2 separate regions of the Homo sapiens genome follow, and region 2 is linked to region 1. Evidence: chromatin contacts called from ENCODE Hi-C or POLR2A ChIA-PET data. All regions are on one chromosome and are shown on one strand. The core of a region is the stretch at or near the end of the contact, and the rest is flanking DNA. Distances in the headings are between cores, read along the strand shown. Region 1 overlaps FEN1 (flap structure-specific endonuclease 1). Region 2 overlaps FADS2 (fatty acid desaturase 2).

What was found. A loop is a pair of places that touch in the nucleus more often than their neighbours do. ChIA-PET counts read pairs that join two places held with the same protein, here RNA polymerase II (POLR2A). Pooled maps may share reads with other maps.
Region 2: a loop to region 1 is called in a map of endothelial cell of hepatic sinusoid, with 4 times the contacts of the local background. The contact joins two enhancer-like sites. A Hi-C loop is called at or near these places in 8 of 168 maps with a recorded cell type or tissue (Panc1, ascending aorta, endothelial cell of hepatic sinusoid and 5 more), 1 of 37 single-sample maps with no recorded cell type and 4 of 50 pooled maps. POLR2A ChIA-PET finds 5 or more read pairs at or near these places in 12 of 52 experiments (A549, AG04450, B cell and 9 more).

Annotation. Positions count from the first base shown.
Region 1 is chr11:61,795,974-61,798,840 of GRCh38, reverse strand. It overlaps FEN1 (flap structure-specific endonuclease 1), which reads right to left. Exons shown (of 2, transcript NM_004111.6): 2 at 1,603-2,867. The coding sequence ends at 2,337. Among named protein-coding and RNA genes, the nearest start is that of FEN1, 4.5 kb to the right of the region's middle. Within about 2 kb of position 1,465, at least 5 of the 41 ENCODE cell types and tissues checked have a DNase peak (open chromatin) inside an H3K27ac peak, as active enhancers do.
Region 2 is chr11:61,849,785-61,852,651 of GRCh38, reverse strand. The region is part of intron 5 of FADS2 (fatty acid desaturase 2); the gene reads right to left. LOC124902679 (a long non-coding RNA gene) reads right to left here. Exons shown (of 2, transcript XR_007062695.1): 2 at 2,593-2,867. Among named protein-coding and RNA genes, the nearest start is that of FADS2, 23 kb to the right of the region's middle. Within about 2 kb of position 1,414, at least 5 of the 41 ENCODE cell types and tissues checked have a DNase peak (open chromatin) inside an H3K27ac peak, as active enhancers do.

The DNA of each region.
Region 1 (2,867 bases), core at 216-2,715:
GCCTGGCCTCTCTTTACTTTTAAACTCATTTCTAGTTTCCAAATAGTCTCCCTAAGTCCTATCTGCCTAAATCTTCCTCTGCAAGTGTGATCCCTCAGAGCTTGACTGCAGAGCAGTGCCTCTTAACCATCCAACTAGAACAGCTCTGAGCAAAAACATTTGTAGGCATCATTAATCTTCCCTGCAGTGTGCACACAGAAAGTCAGATTAACAAAATTCTATAGGAGACAAACTTACCTTCAAAAGACAAAAGAAAACCACTACATTCTTGACCACCACAGGGTATAAGCCCTTAATTATTAAGAGCTACTGCACTGAGGCAATAACTCCTAAGAAATCTTAACATTTCGCCAGGCAAGGTGGCTCATCCTGTAATCCCAGCACTGGGAGAGAATGGCACACGTAATCCTAGCCTTTAGGAGGCCAAGGCGGGAGGATTGCTTGAGCCCAGGAGTTTAAGACCAGCCTGGGCAACAGTGAGATCCCATCTTTACAAAAAATTGAAAAATCATCCAGGCATGGTGGCCTGTGCCTGTAATCCCAGCTGCTTGGGAGGCTGAGGTGGGAGAATCACTTGAGCCCAGGAGGCTGAGGCTGCAGTGAGCCAAGATCGCACTACTGAACTCCAGCCTGGGTGACAGAGCAAGAGACTCTGTCTCAAAAAAAAAAAAAAAAAAGAAATCTTACCGTCTTTAGTTCCTATCACCATTACTGCAGATTTAGAAGCAATCTACCTGAATCAGAAAATAGAGCTCAAATAAGTTGTGTGGCTTGGTATAATCTGGGAAAATCAGTTTCAAAAGTTACCTGCCCTTGGGATAGAACTTTTTGTCAACACCAGTTTTCAAAAAGTACCCTAGTTATGAGGCCGTTGCTGGGTAAACTTTATCCCATTCCAGCTTCAACCAGAGGAACCTGTACATCCTAAAGTTTCACATAAGATTACACTTGAAGAATAGGTTTCTCCATTAAAAGACTTGAAAACTACTGGTCTTCAGGCTCCCTACCTGTTTAATCTGTCAAGACATTGCCAGCTTAAATTTCGGACAGTTACATAAGTGTCCCTGTTAACTTCAAATGGCCCTGACAGGAATGCTAAAACGTCAGACATTCAAATGGGCCAAGCTTTATCAGGATTATAAAACTTTCAAAGCTCAAAAACATGCCATCTCTATGGGAAACAGTATCTTGGATTTGATGTTACAAAAGGAACAAGAAAATGGTTTCTGAATGGCAGCTTTCAGTTTACAAGTAGTGGCAAAGTAAATGCTTGGATGTTATGAGGTAGTTGATCTAAATTGTGAGGCTTTCTTAAAGGCACTCCTTTGATCTCATGGAGTGAGAGACTAGAAATCTATTCAACGTATTAAAACTCCTCTCCCAGCAAAATAAAATAAACAAAACATCCTCCTCCTAATGGCTGAAGTTCCATCTAGCTGCTATGGCCATTTTATGGAGCATGGTGCCATCTTGTGGCCACTCTCAAACCACCCATTGTTAATCAAGTGCAATTACAGCATGTTAAGAGTGAAAAGGAAAGCTATTTGGAGCCATGGTCACTTGGGATATTTTCAAATGTTCTCAAAGAACATGACATTTTGGTTACTTTTAGAATTTTATTGACTTTTTTCTTCATAACTTTAAAACAAAAACAGCGCATGAAAACCAGTGTCTTATTCCAAAGTCTCAACTCAGCTGATTGCCAGGTGAACATCACCATCTTACTCCTCTGAATAACTAGACACAAATTACATAGCAAGTTCGAGTTTCTGCCCACCCAAGACACAGCCAGTAATCAGTCACAAACACAGACACAGCCAACTCCAGGGGCTCCAGCTTTCTGCCCATCTTCTCTCAGCAGTTCCTCCCATCTGCTAAGATGCGCCTTCCTGGTGGCTCTCTCTCAAGGTGGGTCAAGGCTGAACAAGACAGAAAAGCACAGTCTAGGTCCACCATCACCTCCCACTGGCCACCAGTTGGCCAGCCAGGAAATCATTTCTGTACATCTTTTGTCTCCCCCTTTTATCTCCCTCTCTCTTCTCCAAAACTTGTTGCTATCTATCACTTTCATGTAACAATGGACTTAGTGTCCATTAAACTGCCTGAGAAGTGGTTTGAGCCTGACATATTTTCCTGAGCTAAAAAAGGAAAAGTACCTCTGTGGCCTTCTTGCCATTAAGATCAAGTAAAAAAGGGACTAGCACTACTGAAAAGGGTCACGCTAGAAAAGCCTTAGAATCCTCTCTCCACCCCGTGAAGGTTTCTCTAGCTGTAGCTCTTAAGGGTACAAGACGGCAAATATTCTGGGGTGAAGGAGGTATAATGGGGAAACACATTTATTTTCCCCTTTTAAACTTCCCTGCTGCCCCAGTCTTTGCCTTCTTCTTAGTGGATCCCTTGGGTTCTGGCTCCTTGCGCTTAGCTGAAGAGAGTGAGCCGGTCACCTTGAAGAAATCATCCAGGCGGCCCTGGGTGCTGCCTTGGCGGCTCTTACTCAGCCTCTTGACCCCACTGCGGATTCGCTCCTCAGAGAACTGCTTTTCACCACACATGAACTTGATCAGCTCTTCTTCATTTGGCTCGCTCCACTTCAGCTCCACAGACTCTGGGTCCAGCACCTCAGGTTCCAAGAAGAGCTGGTGAGCCTCCTTGTGGAGCCAATTTTCTGGCACAGGGTACTTGTTGGGGTCAAGTCGCCGCACGATCTCCTCGATGCTCTTGTGCTTCTGGATGAGGTCCACAGCCCGCTTGGGCCCAATACCCCGGATACTCTCACAGTAGTCACTGCCTAGCAGGATGCACAGATCCACAAACTGTTCCTGGTTCAGGCCCAGCTCCTGCAGAATCCGGCTCAGGTGGAATTCCTG
Region 2 (2,867 bases), core at 165-2,664, 54 kb before region 1:
GAACCTCCAATCATAATGACAAAATATAAAACATATAAGGATTGCGTTTTAAAAGAAACATCCATGAGACATATAAAGAAGTACAGACCTTGGCCGGGCACAGTGGCTCATGCCTGTAATCCCAGCACTTTGGGAAGCTGAGGTAGGCGGATCACTTGAGGTCAGGAGTTCGAGACCAGCCTGGCCAACATGGTGAAACCCCATCTCTACTAAAAATACAAGAATTAGCCGGGCATGGTGGCGGGTGCCTGTAGTCCCAGCTACTCGGGAGGCTGAGGCAGAACGATGGCTTGAGCCCAGGAGGTTGAGGCTGCAGTGAACCGAGATTGCGCCACTACGCTCTAGCCAAGGTGACAGAGCATGACCTTGTCTCAAAAACAAAAACAAAAACAAAAAGAGAGAGAAAGAGAAGGGGAAAGGCACCCCACTACGAGCTTCCAATGAGTTAAGTGCCAAGGATGAATGAGTGTGAGTGTGGCCCCCAAGTCATCCAGACGGTGGCCTGGGAGAGGACAGACAGCCCAGCCCAGGCCAAGCCCGGGCTCAGGAGCACTCACTGCCTCATATGAAGAAGCAATGCCACCTCATGGGGGTGCCGGGAAAACTGGCCGACTCTGGAGAAAAGTGAAGGCCGAACATCATCCTACCCATATCCCATTTGGCAGAAGTTAAAGATTGAAACACAAAACCTTAAAGAACTGAAAATAATATGTATGAAGAACTTTCTAAGCACACAAGAAATGAATCTCTGGGTAAAGTGAATATACTTTGCTACATATGACAAAAAGAATCCTCCTGGACAGCATCAATAAGACCAAAATGCAGAAAACGAGGAAAAGGGCTTTACTGCGGAGCCCGCGCTATTCACAGTTCCACGTGCTGGGAGCCGCTTGGCAGGGCTGCTTTGCTTATCTGTCCCCAGAGATAGAAGCCCTGGCCGGCATCCTTGCTCTGGAGACTGGGATGGTGGCTTGAGGCCCTGGGACCTGGCCGCCCCACCTGGCCCTGCTGTGGTGTGTGGGACTGGCATGTGACAAGTCCCATCAGACCCACTGTCACTTCAGTCAAGAGACCAGGGTTCCTTCCAGGGCGGCCGGGTCCTGCGAGAGCCAGAGCACAGGTCAAAACACCAGGAACCCAGGAAGCACCAATCCTTTCCCCATGAGTGTGAGAGCGGGGATTTCCACAGAACACCGCGGCACTGGCTGGGGACTTCCAAACGCCGCTGGTAACTGAACAACCAGATCCTCACAGCCTCCCACCCCTATCTCCTGCCCCAAAGCCAGCGTTCCAGAAGTGTCGGGGGTGAGAAGATGTCGGGAAAGGAGAGGCTTCTCTGGCCACCACGCACAAGAAAGACGCCTTCTTGCCAGTGCAGCTGGTGGGACTAGACTTTCTTTGTTGGAGACACAGAGAACATCTGTCAGGACAGCCAACGGCTCTACATTACAAAGCCTCGCCGAGAAAATGAAGCCTTTGTCCCCACTTATCAGAGGGCCTCAAGTTCATCAGTTCTGTTTTCTAGACACCTCTAATTAAAGCTGGCAAACTGTTTCCTAGAAGAATAACAATAGCCTGTACTTTGGCAGAAAATGGAATCCCTGGCAGCTTAGAGAGGCTTCCAAAGTACAGAACTGTGGCTGATTTCCTGCGAATTGGCCATGTTACAGAAAAATCCACGTTCCTGCTCAGATAGTCTCACGGGTGGAAATGAAATAAGAAGAGGGTGTACAAACCAGAACTGGGGAGCCAGGCTGTCTCCTCGCCTTGTTCCAAGCCTTAGGCGCCAAGGCTGTCGGGAATACTACTTCACTCACGGTGCCACTCCTTAGTGAGGGAAAATTGGCCTCACTTGGCAGATGCTGATTGAACCCTACTCTATGCATGGCTTTGTGGCTCCTAAGATCTGCATAAAAGCAACAAGGATCTTCTAAACTTTCATTTTAATCATTAATGTATTTCCAAAAAGCAGCGCATATATTTATTTTTTTCTTCTAAATTAGGTCCCGACATAGAGGCTCTACATAAAAAAAAAGAATGTATTAAATAAGAACATTTTTTTGTGGAACGCATTGGTGGGGCTTTTATTCAAAAGAAATTATGGGCCAGGCGCGGTGGCTTACACCCGTAATCCCAGCACTTTGGGAGGGCGAGGTGGGCGGATCACGAAGTCAGGAGTTCAAGACCAGCCTGGCCAACATGGTGAAACCCCGTCTCTACTAAAAATGAGAAAATTAGCCAGGCGTGGTGGTGTGCACCTGTAATCCCATCTACTCGGGAGGCTGAGGCAGGAGAATCACTTGAACCTGGGAGGTGGAGGTTGCAGTGAGCCAAGATCGTGCCACTGCACTCTAGACTGGGCAAGAGAGTAAGACTCTGTCTCAAAAAAAAAAGAAAAGAAAAGAAAAGAAAGAAATTATGAACTACTGACACTCAATTTGTCTACCATATAAAATAATGTAGGTCCTGTTATGGTTCAGAAGTACAACAGAATACCATATGGCTAGAGGGAGACGAGACCTGTCTACATGAACTGGGGGGGAAGGGCATCCACATTCGCAGAGGTGGCAAGTTGCAGGATACAAGGTAGAATTTTTTTGTTTTTTATTTTTTTATTTTTGAGACAGAGTCTCCCTCTTCTGTCCCCGCTGGAGTGCAGTGGTGCAATCATAGCTCATTGCAGCCTTGAGGCTCCCAGGCTCAAGTGATTCCCCCACCTCAGCCTCCCCTGCACCTGGGACCACAGACGCACACCACTACACCTGGCTAATCTTTTGTATTTTTCGCAGAGATGGGGTCTCACTATGTAGCCCAGGCTGGTCTTGAACTCCTGGGCTCAAGCACTTCTCCCACTTCAGCCTCCCAAA